2 separate regions of the Mus musculus genome follow, and region 1 is linked to region 2. Evidence: chromatin contacts called from ENCODE Hi-C or POLR2A ChIA-PET data. All regions are on one chromosome and are shown on one strand. Each heading gives the region's core, a stretch centred on a gene start or an enhancer-like site at or near the end of the contact. The rest is flanking DNA. Distances are from core to core; before and after follow the strand shown. Region 1 holds the start of Kif2c (kinesin family member 2C). Region 2 holds the start of Btbd19 (BTB (POZ) domain containing 19).

Evidence for each region. A loop is a pair of places that touch in the nucleus more often than their neighbours do. ChIA-PET counts read pairs that join two places held with the same protein, here RNA polymerase II (POLR2A).
Region 1: POLR2A ChIA-PET joins it to region 2 with 11 read pairs in embryonic stem cell. The contact joins the promoter of Kif2c here to the promoter of Btbd19 in region 2. A Hi-C loop is called at or near these places in 1 of 37 maps with a recorded cell type or tissue (heart). POLR2A ChIA-PET finds 5 or more read pairs at or near these places in 4 of 5 experiments (Patski and embryonic stem cell).

The regions. Positions count from the first base shown.
Region 1 is chr4:117,180,689-117,184,877 of GRCm38, forward strand. It overlaps Kif2c (kinesin family member 2C), which reads right to left and starts at 1,936. Exons shown (of 20, transcript NM_134471.4): 1 at 1,743-1,936. The coding sequence starts at 1,803.
Region 2 is chr4:117,124,349-117,128,947 of GRCm38, forward strand. It overlaps Btbd19 (BTB (POZ) domain containing 19), which reads right to left and starts at 1,310. Exons shown (of 8, transcript NM_001384196.1): 1 at 981-1,310. The coding sequence starts at 1,066. It overlaps Tctex1d4 (Tctex1 domain containing 4), which reads left to right and starts at 2,465. Exons shown (of 4, transcript NM_175030.2): 1 at 2,465-2,510; 2 at 2,634-2,740; 3 at 2,928-2,996; 4 at 3,623-4,382. The coding sequence starts at 3,634. The coding sequence ends at 4,293. It overlaps Plk3 (polo like kinase 3), which reads right to left. Exons shown (of 15, transcript NM_013807.3): 15 at 4,307-4,599.

The DNA of each region.
Region 1 (4,189 bases), core at 686-3,185, 57 kb after region 2:
TTATCCATGTGTCTCCTAAGAACTTAAGTTTTTTTTAAGGTGTTCTTTTTTTTTTTTTGACTGCGCCACCACTGCCTGGCCAAACTTAAGTTTTTATTCTCCACTTTGCTTTTAGGATCCTAAAGACTTCAAATTTACATTTACCTCGGAAGGGAAATTTGTTTTGTTTTGTTTTTGTTTTTTTTTGTTTGTTTGTTTGTTTGTTTTTTCGAGACAGGGTTTCTCTGTGTAGCCCTGGCTGTCCTGGAGCTCACTTTGTAGACCAGGCTGGCCTCGAACTCAGAAATCCGCCTGCCTCTGCCTCCCGAGTGCTGAGATTAAAGGCGTGCGCCACCACGCCCGGCTTTGTTTTGTTTTTCAAGACAGGGTTTCTCTGTATAGCCCTGGCTGTCCTGAAACTTACTTTGTAGACCAGGCTGGCCTCGAACTCAGAAATCCGCCTGCCTCTGCCTCCCGAGTGCTGGGATTAAAGGCATGAGCCACCATGCCCGGCTCCGGAAGGGAAAATTTAATTCTCTTTTAAAAAATACAAACAGCCAGGCAGTGGTGGCCCTTGCCTTTAATCCCAATACATCAGGGATAGAGGCCTGAGGAGTTCTGTGAGTGAGGACAGCCTGGTCTACAACGTGAGTTCCAGGACAGACAGGGCTACACAGAGAAACCCTGTTGTCAAAGTGTAATTCCACTTCCAGAGGATTTCACAAAACACCAATGAACATAAAATAAAATAATAAATTTAAAAAGCAACAAACAAACAAAACACCAAAGAACTAGGCCTGTGATGGTGCATGCCTTTAATCCTAGCACTTGCAAAGTACAGTAGGTGGATCTCTGTGAGTTCGAGGTCAGCCTGATCTACAAAGCAAGTCCAGGTCCAAGGCCCTGTTACAGAGAAACTGTCTCAAAAAATAAAACAAAACACAAATGCTAGTTAGTAATTCTAGTGGGGTTCACCCTTAGACCATTCCACAGTGGAAGTGAACAGGGAATGGGCCTTAAACCCCAGCTCCATAGGATAAAATTGCATCACCGCTCCAACAGAATGAAGATTCATTTGAGCAAGTAAGTTACTACATTCCTTGGAGGAGCTATTCCTGAACACATCAGTAAAGAGCTGGACCGCTGGAGTTCCCTGGTCCATTTTTGGCAGTGGTTGGCTAGTCCATGAATGACCCGTTATTAGACCTGTAGAAATTGCTTAATAAAGACAGATGGTTGAGCCGGGCAGTGGTGGTGCAACGCCTTTAATCCCAGCCCTTGGGAGGCAGAGGCAGGGGATTTGTGAGTTCGAGGCCTGGTCTACAGGAGTTCCAGGACTACACAGAGAAACCCTTCCTTGAAAAACCAAAACAAACGCCAAAAAAAAAAAAAAAAAAAAAAAAAAGCCGGGCGTGGTAGTGCATGACCTTTAATCCCAGCACTCAGGAGGCCGAGGAAGCCGCGGGTCCAACAAAGCAAAACAGGTTCAGAGGAAATGCATCCAATCGCTATAACCTAGCTAGGCGCACCAATAACCGCAGACGTGCTCCGCCCACACTCAGAAAGCAGGCAAGGGACCCACAACCAAAGTAGCGTTTTCCTCCTGTGTAGGGGACACCGACTGCCAGTGTAGTGACATGGACCCCCTCAGTGTGGAATAAGGGAAAGTATCCCAAAGCTTTGCCACACGGAGATTCAGATAACCATCTTGGCAGTCTCACCGCTCTTGGGTCGTCCCCTTGGCCTCAAGACCCTGCCCTCACCATTGCTGCGTTGAATGTTGATGGAGAGACCAGGAAACAGGCGTGCGTGAAGCGACTCCATGGACTCAGGAACAACAACAGGCAACACAAATGAAAGAAGCTTGGAAACCACGACTCTGCTAATACTGCGCTGTGTTAACAACGCCTAAACCGCTGCAGTTTAAATCCCGCGCGCCAGCCTCCCTACAACGTCACCAGTGCGACGCACCGCAGAGCAATGTGGGATATGTAGTCTTGGTCTCCGACTTCCGGCGCGTGGCCGGGCTCCCGAGCTCTGAGACTGATGGGAAGGGTTTTTGGTTGGTTGGTTGGTTGTTTGGTTTTTTCGTTTGTTTGTTTTGTTTTGTTTTTCTAGCTCTTGCTGTCCTGGAACTCACTCTGTAAACCAGGCTGGCCTCGAACTCAGAAATCCGCTTGCCTCTGCCTCCCGAGTGCTGGGATTAAAGGCGTGCGCCACCACGCCCAGCTGATGGGAAGGTTTTATGGCTTCTGGCCTTACCCTCCCGCTACCAGGTCGAACTTCTGCCTTTATGTAAGACTAGGAAACTTATGTATAATGTTTCAGTGAGGGCCTTGTGATTCTACAGACAGGGGTTCAAATCCTGGTTTCTTGATGATTGCTTTCTCTTTGAAATGTATACAATATTTCGAAGACACCAATTAAAAATAGTCACATGCTAGTGCTAGACATAGTGCTAGATTGGGATAGTGGAATAAACAAGACGAATGGTTCCTGTCCGTGAAACTTTTTTTTTTTTTTTTTTCCTATTAGGAACACGGGGGAAGTCATACGGTGGTGACTCGAGCCTTTAATCCTACCACTAGAGAGAGGCAAATTTGACTTCGAAGTCAGTCTGGTCTACAGCCTGAGTTCCAGAATAGCCAAGATTACACAGGGAAACCCTTTCTAGAAAAACAAAACAAAACAGAACACAAGAGAAGCGGGGTATGGTAGATCATGCCTATAATCCTAGCTCCCTGTAGATGAAGAAAAGAGAATAATTTCAAAGCCAACCTTAGCTAAGCAGCATGTTTGAGGCCAGAGTGGGCTGTGTGAAACTGTCTCAAACAAACAAACAAACAAACAAAAAAAGATGCTGGCAATGAAAAGCAGCCTACAATGCCTAAATGCTGGAATTAGCATGAATCACCATACCTGATTTTTGTCATTATTTATAATGTCTTTTTGTTTCGTAGTACTAGGTATTAACTCCAGGACTTTGTGCATGTGCCACTACTGTCCGGCTTCTAGGGGAACGTTCTTACACTGAACCACATCATTACTGCCCCAGTATGCAGACCTATGCAGACCAAGAACCCCCACCGCCCCGCGGAGGATATGTATAGTGTAAATGGTGTCTAGCCCTTGGTCTATCCAACCTTGACAAGCCTGAAGACCTGAGTTTGATCTTCTGGACCTACATGGTAGGAGAATGAACTCCCCAAAGCCTCCACAAATGTGCCATGGCATGCACCACATACACACACACACATACTAAATAAACAAGTTAAATGTAGTTACATTAAAAACAAGAATAGTGCCAGGCTTGGTGGCACATGCCTTTAATCCCAGCACTCGGGAGGCAGAGGCAGGCAGATTTCTGAGTTCGAGGCCAGCCTGGTCTACAAAGTGAGTTCCAGGACAGCCAGGGCTATACAGAGAAACCCTGTCTCGAAAAACAAAACAAAACAAAAAACCCAAACCAAAACAAATACTCTTTGTTAGGGCTGGCGAGATAGGTCAGTGGTTAAGAGCGCTGACTACTCTTCCGAAGGTCCCGAGTTCAAATCTAATGAAATCTGATGCCCTCTTCTGGAGTGTCTGAAGACAACTACAGTGTACTTACATATAATAAATAAATAAATCTTAAAAAAAACAACAACCAAGAATAGCAACAGTGGAAGGAAGGACAGGGTATTGAGATGGCTCAGAGGGTAAAAGCCCTTGCTGCTGTGCTTGAGCCTGGAACACACAGGATGGAAAGAGAGAGCTAACCCCTGAAGGCTGTCATCCCTTTAACCTCATGCCGATGACGATGATGGTAAAGTTAAAATATAAAAGAAAACAACTTCTTGTCCATGAACATCTTAGACTGGCCTCTAACTCACAGTGTAGCAGAGTGACCTGTTTTCTTTGTTTTGTTTTTTGAGGCAGGGTCTTACTATGTAGCTCTGGCTGTGCTGAGTCTGTTATAGAACCTGATCTTCCAGAGCTCCTGAGTTCAATTCCCAGCAACCACATGATGGCTCACAACCATCTGTAATGGGGTCCAATGCTCTCTTCTGTTGTGCATGAAGACAGCGTACTCATATACATGAAATAAATAAATCTTAAAAAAAATTTAAACCTGGCCTTAAGACAGGGTCTTGTTATGGAGCAGACAACACGGGTCTCAGGAAAGCAGCAAATACCCTTATCAGCTGAGCCTTCTCTCCAGCCTCCTTTA
Region 2 (4,599 bases), core at 60-2,559:
TGGACTATGCTTGGTTCACAGGGGGCGGGGGGATGGGGGGGTAGGGGGATAGCAGAGCTCATGCAAGCCAGGTTGATGTCTCCCCAGTCTGAATCTTGGGGGAGAGGACACTCCTCTTGGGACGCCTTCACCAAATGCCAACTCAGCATTTTTACCCTTCTTCCTGTGGGAGGGTGTGAGGATGTGGGGTACAGAGCACACTGACTGCAGACAGACATGACAGTGATCACCATCATGAGGTGAGACCACATTTTCCATCTTCATAATCACTTCCGGCCCCAGCCTCTGTGTTAAGTAGGGGTAGGAGGCAGCAGCGAGCGCTTCAGCTTCCAAAGCCTCCTGCCTAAGGCTCCACTCTTCAGGCCAGACTGTGGCACCCTGTCCTCAAAAAACCGAGAATTATGGCAGTCTTAACCCTGGGGAGCAGGGCAGCCTCTGAGAGTCTGGGGATGGGAAACAGAGTTCTTGTCTCCCATGACCAGCCCTGCCCCCAGTGAACTCTATTCCTGGTTTCAGACAGCACTAGTCTCTTGGGCAAGCAGTGGGTGGTCGGAAACCTTGAACTACTTCCTGTCTGGGTCTCCGGCTCGATCCTTTGGGCTTCGTTCCTCTTATGAATCGCTAGAGCCATCCATACCTCTGTCTCTTCAAGATAAGACGTTCCAGTGCTCAGTCGAAAGCCCAATGGGGGTGAATCAAATCATAACCCATCTTTCAGGGCCGAGGGGGTGGAGGAGAAGCCAGAGAACTCAGGCATTGCCTGAGTTCACACAGCTGCCCTCCCTTCTATCTGCCACTACCCCCGCCTCTGACTCTCAGGGTAGTGTGGCCACAGACAAGTAAATTTCCTCTATAGCTGACTTCCTCACAGACTGAGTTCCCCAGGGAGGCCAAGTGTTCTTTCCCGGGCTTCCTTGCCCTTAGCCTCCTCAAATTCACAGGCCAGCTAGGGAAAACCCCCCAGGGGGCCACTGCCTCACCTGTACTGGGGGTTGTTGATGAGGCTTCGAAGTGCTGTGGAAAAGGGTGCAGCCTGCCCACGTACCACCAGTCCTGGGTTCTCCATAAGTGCAGTGGGCAGTAGGTTAAAGGGTGGAACAGTCTAGAAGGCCTAGCCAGGCCAAGAAAGACCTGAGAGGGAGGGCAGGAGCTGGAGGCCTGTTTGCCGAGGAGCTAAAATATAGGAGCAGAAAGGCCCAGGTCCTTAAAGAAGGCCTGAGGTTCAGGAAAGGGATGCAGATGCAGACAGGACCCAGAGAAGAAGCTGGGGCTAGAAAGGCCTATGATCCCGGGAGAGGCTGGTGGTGGATGAGGCCCAGGTTGGGAATCTGCCCAGGCAGCAGCTGGGTGGGAAGCCTGTGGGTTTCCATAGAAACTGGAGCTGAGCCTGAGGAGGCCCCGCCCATCTCCCTATACGCCCAGGGGGGGAAAAAAATCAGCAGTAGAAGGGCCCTAAGATGAGTCTGAGGGCCCTAGTGCTGGCTGGCTCCCCGCCTACACTGAGTTCAGAATCCAAGGCCTCTGCTTTTCTAATCCCTTCCCACGGCTGCATTTTAGAAACACCCGAGACATCACCCCATCAGGGAAAATTCTCAAACCTAAGTGTGGTTTTCAAGGCTCAGACTTAGCTTGCCTGGGAGGGGGCAGCCCCACACCTCCCAGAGCAGGGGAGGTGAGGTGTCAGTTCTAACAGGAGTAGCGCAGCCTCTGGCAGCCCCGAAAAGCAATCCCCCTAAGGAAAGAGGTGCTGCCTACAGGTCCCAGACACGTGAGTAGGTCAGCAAAGGTTAAGAAACCGGACTTAGAATCACTGAGTCATGGCCATGCCAGGCCTGGGTCCTTCCCGCTGAACCAATAGGCCTCCCTTCAGCACATAGCTCTGAACTAAGGAAGTCATCCAAGCCCCACCCTGCCCTGAAGCGGAAATGTTTGTCCTTGTTGAGGCTGCTGGGGAGAATGCTGAACCATGACGTGCTCTTTCCTGTGAGCCCAGATACTAAATTCCTAAGAAGCTGCCCCCGCAATCTCAAGGTTTTAGCATATCCCAGCCCCCCCCCCCCCCCGTGACTTATTCACAGATGGCCAGGCCAGATCCAGTGGCCCCCTGGTGGGTTTTCCTCTCGTGGACCTGTGAATTAGAGGAGGCTAGCTAAGGGTGAAGAGGCAGGGAGAGATTCATATGAAATAGTGGCTCTGAAACTAGGACCTTTCTGAACAGTGCACCTCTCTCGGCACCGGCTCCCTTAGCCTGTGATGCCCTAGAACTCCAAGCCCCCGTGGACCCTCTCTCCCTGGTAACTCAGAGCGCCCCTCCTTTCTGCAGGTGCCCATAGCAGGAACACTTAGGTTATTCCAGAGTTTGGCCAGGGGAAGGATTTCTGGGAGGGAGAGGTGTGCTTGCCACAGCCCCATGGTAACTGCACAACACAAGCCTTCCTCGCCCACAGGCCTGTCAGGCCAGCTCAGTGAAGACTGTGGGGCCAGCAGAGCTTGGAGGCCAAAGGCTGCAGGTGAGTCAGATGCCTGCGGGAGTTTCAGGGGAAGAGGGCATCCGTCTCATAGGTGATTCCGAAGGAGTTAGAGACCCAAGCAGGACGATGGAAGTTGCTTCTCCCCATGTCTCCCACCTCCAGATGCAGCCGGTGGAGAGGGAGAAAAGTCCCACCGTACACAGAGCAGGGAAGATGATTAAGTTCTCTACCTCTGAGGCTACAGAGAGCTGTGGGAGTGATGGAGTCGGGTCTGTCCCTTCTGGCTATTGAAGAAACCCAGAAACCAGCTTCATGTCCCCATTCTGCTGATGAAGTCAAGTGGGAGGAGAAAGGGGAAGTGGATCTAGCCTCCTGTGACCAAGGGAAAGGAACACTGGGTAGAGGTTCCATGACCATAGACTAAGCAGCCCCTTTCCTTGCTTGTGTCTCTCACAGCTCTTAACCGGCTCTAAGCACCTAGTAGGCACACAGCCCCAATCTGACCTACTTGTTCCAAACGTACAGGTAAGAAAGGGCTATGGAGTGGCTATAGACAAGGTATATATGCCTATAGTCTCCTAGGGAGACAGTGAATGTAGTCATGCCTATAATCCCACCATTCCGGAGTTGGAGGCAGGGAGATGGAGTTCAAGGCCAGCCTCAGGTACATAAAAGAGTTGACAACAGCCTTTGATCGCAGCACTCAGGAAGCAGAAAACAGATGGATCTTGATGAGTTTGAGGCTAGCCTGGTCTACAAAGCCAGTTCCAGGACAGCCAGGGCTACAAAGGGAAATACTGTTTTAAGAAAGAAAAAAAGAAAAAAGAAAGAAAAGCTGGGCAGTGGTGGTGCTCGCCTTTAATCCCAGCACTTGGGAGGCAGAGGCAGGTGGATTTCTGAGTTCCAGGCCAGCCTGGTCTACAGAGTGATTTTTCAGGACAGCCAGGGCTACACAGAGAAACCCTGTTTCAGAAAAAAAAAAAAAGGAGAGAGGAAGAGAGAGTTGGAGGCCATATGAGACCTTGTCTCAAACACACAAGAGGTCGTGTGAGCACACACTCAAAAAGAAAAGTGTCTACTTCACAGAGCAAGAGGCTGGATGTAGGGTGATCTCAGCCTATGAGGGCCACTCCTAAGTATGGATCTTCCAGCAGGCAGGTCCATGGCTTGCAGGACCCTGCCATCCAGACGCCAGGAAGAGGAGACTACCAAAGACCTGGCTCTGAAATTACCACCAGGGAAACCTGGAGGTCACCTGCCCAGCATTGATGAGACCCGACCTATAGGCCCAGGCCCAGCCTCCCGTCGTGGCTCCCTGCCGGGCCTACACCCATCCTTTTCGCGCCGCAACTCACTGGCGGGACCCTTAGTGGGTCCTGGAGGTCGACGACCATCCCTGGGCCCAGTGCCCCCTCTAGGTTCACGAGTTAGTTTTTCTGGGCTGCCCCTGATGCTTCCCCGTAGGATGGCACCCTCATACCGCTTAGAACCGGCGCCTGGGGAACACTGGGAAGCTGCAGGTGCCCAGCGGGCCCTGGAGGCAGCACTGACCACACAGCTGAACGGTGTGTGCTACTGCGGTTCTGAGGCAGGGAAACTGGTGCAGGCACTATGTGAACAGATACACACCCGCGTGAGGGAGCTCAACCTACCCCGCTACAAACTCGTGTGCAACGTGGTGCTGGGGCCACGCGAGGGACAGGGTGTGCATGTGGTCAGCCGAGCACTCTGGGATGCGGTGCACGATGGACTGGCCTCTGCCACCTTCACCAACCCTTCTCTGTTTGCTGTGGCTACCGTCCACGCGGTCTACTGGGAATGATAAGGCCTTCAAGTTCTGAAAAAACGGTTTATTACCCCAGGAGGAGGCCCCCCTGGGGCTCACATCCCAATAAATAAATGTCTGTTAATAAATAAAAGTGGTCCATAAATAATGCCCCCTAGCTGGGAGCTAAGGCTCAGGCTTATCTCAGAGAGAAGGGTAAGATTCAGGGAGGGCAGGCCATCCCCGACTGTAGTAAAGCTGGTCCCTGATTCCCTGGGGGGATTCAGCCAGGAGCCCCCAGTGAGGCACCAAAGGGACAGGAAGGGCCACAAAGGCAAGGCCCTGAAGCCTTTCAGGCTCAGG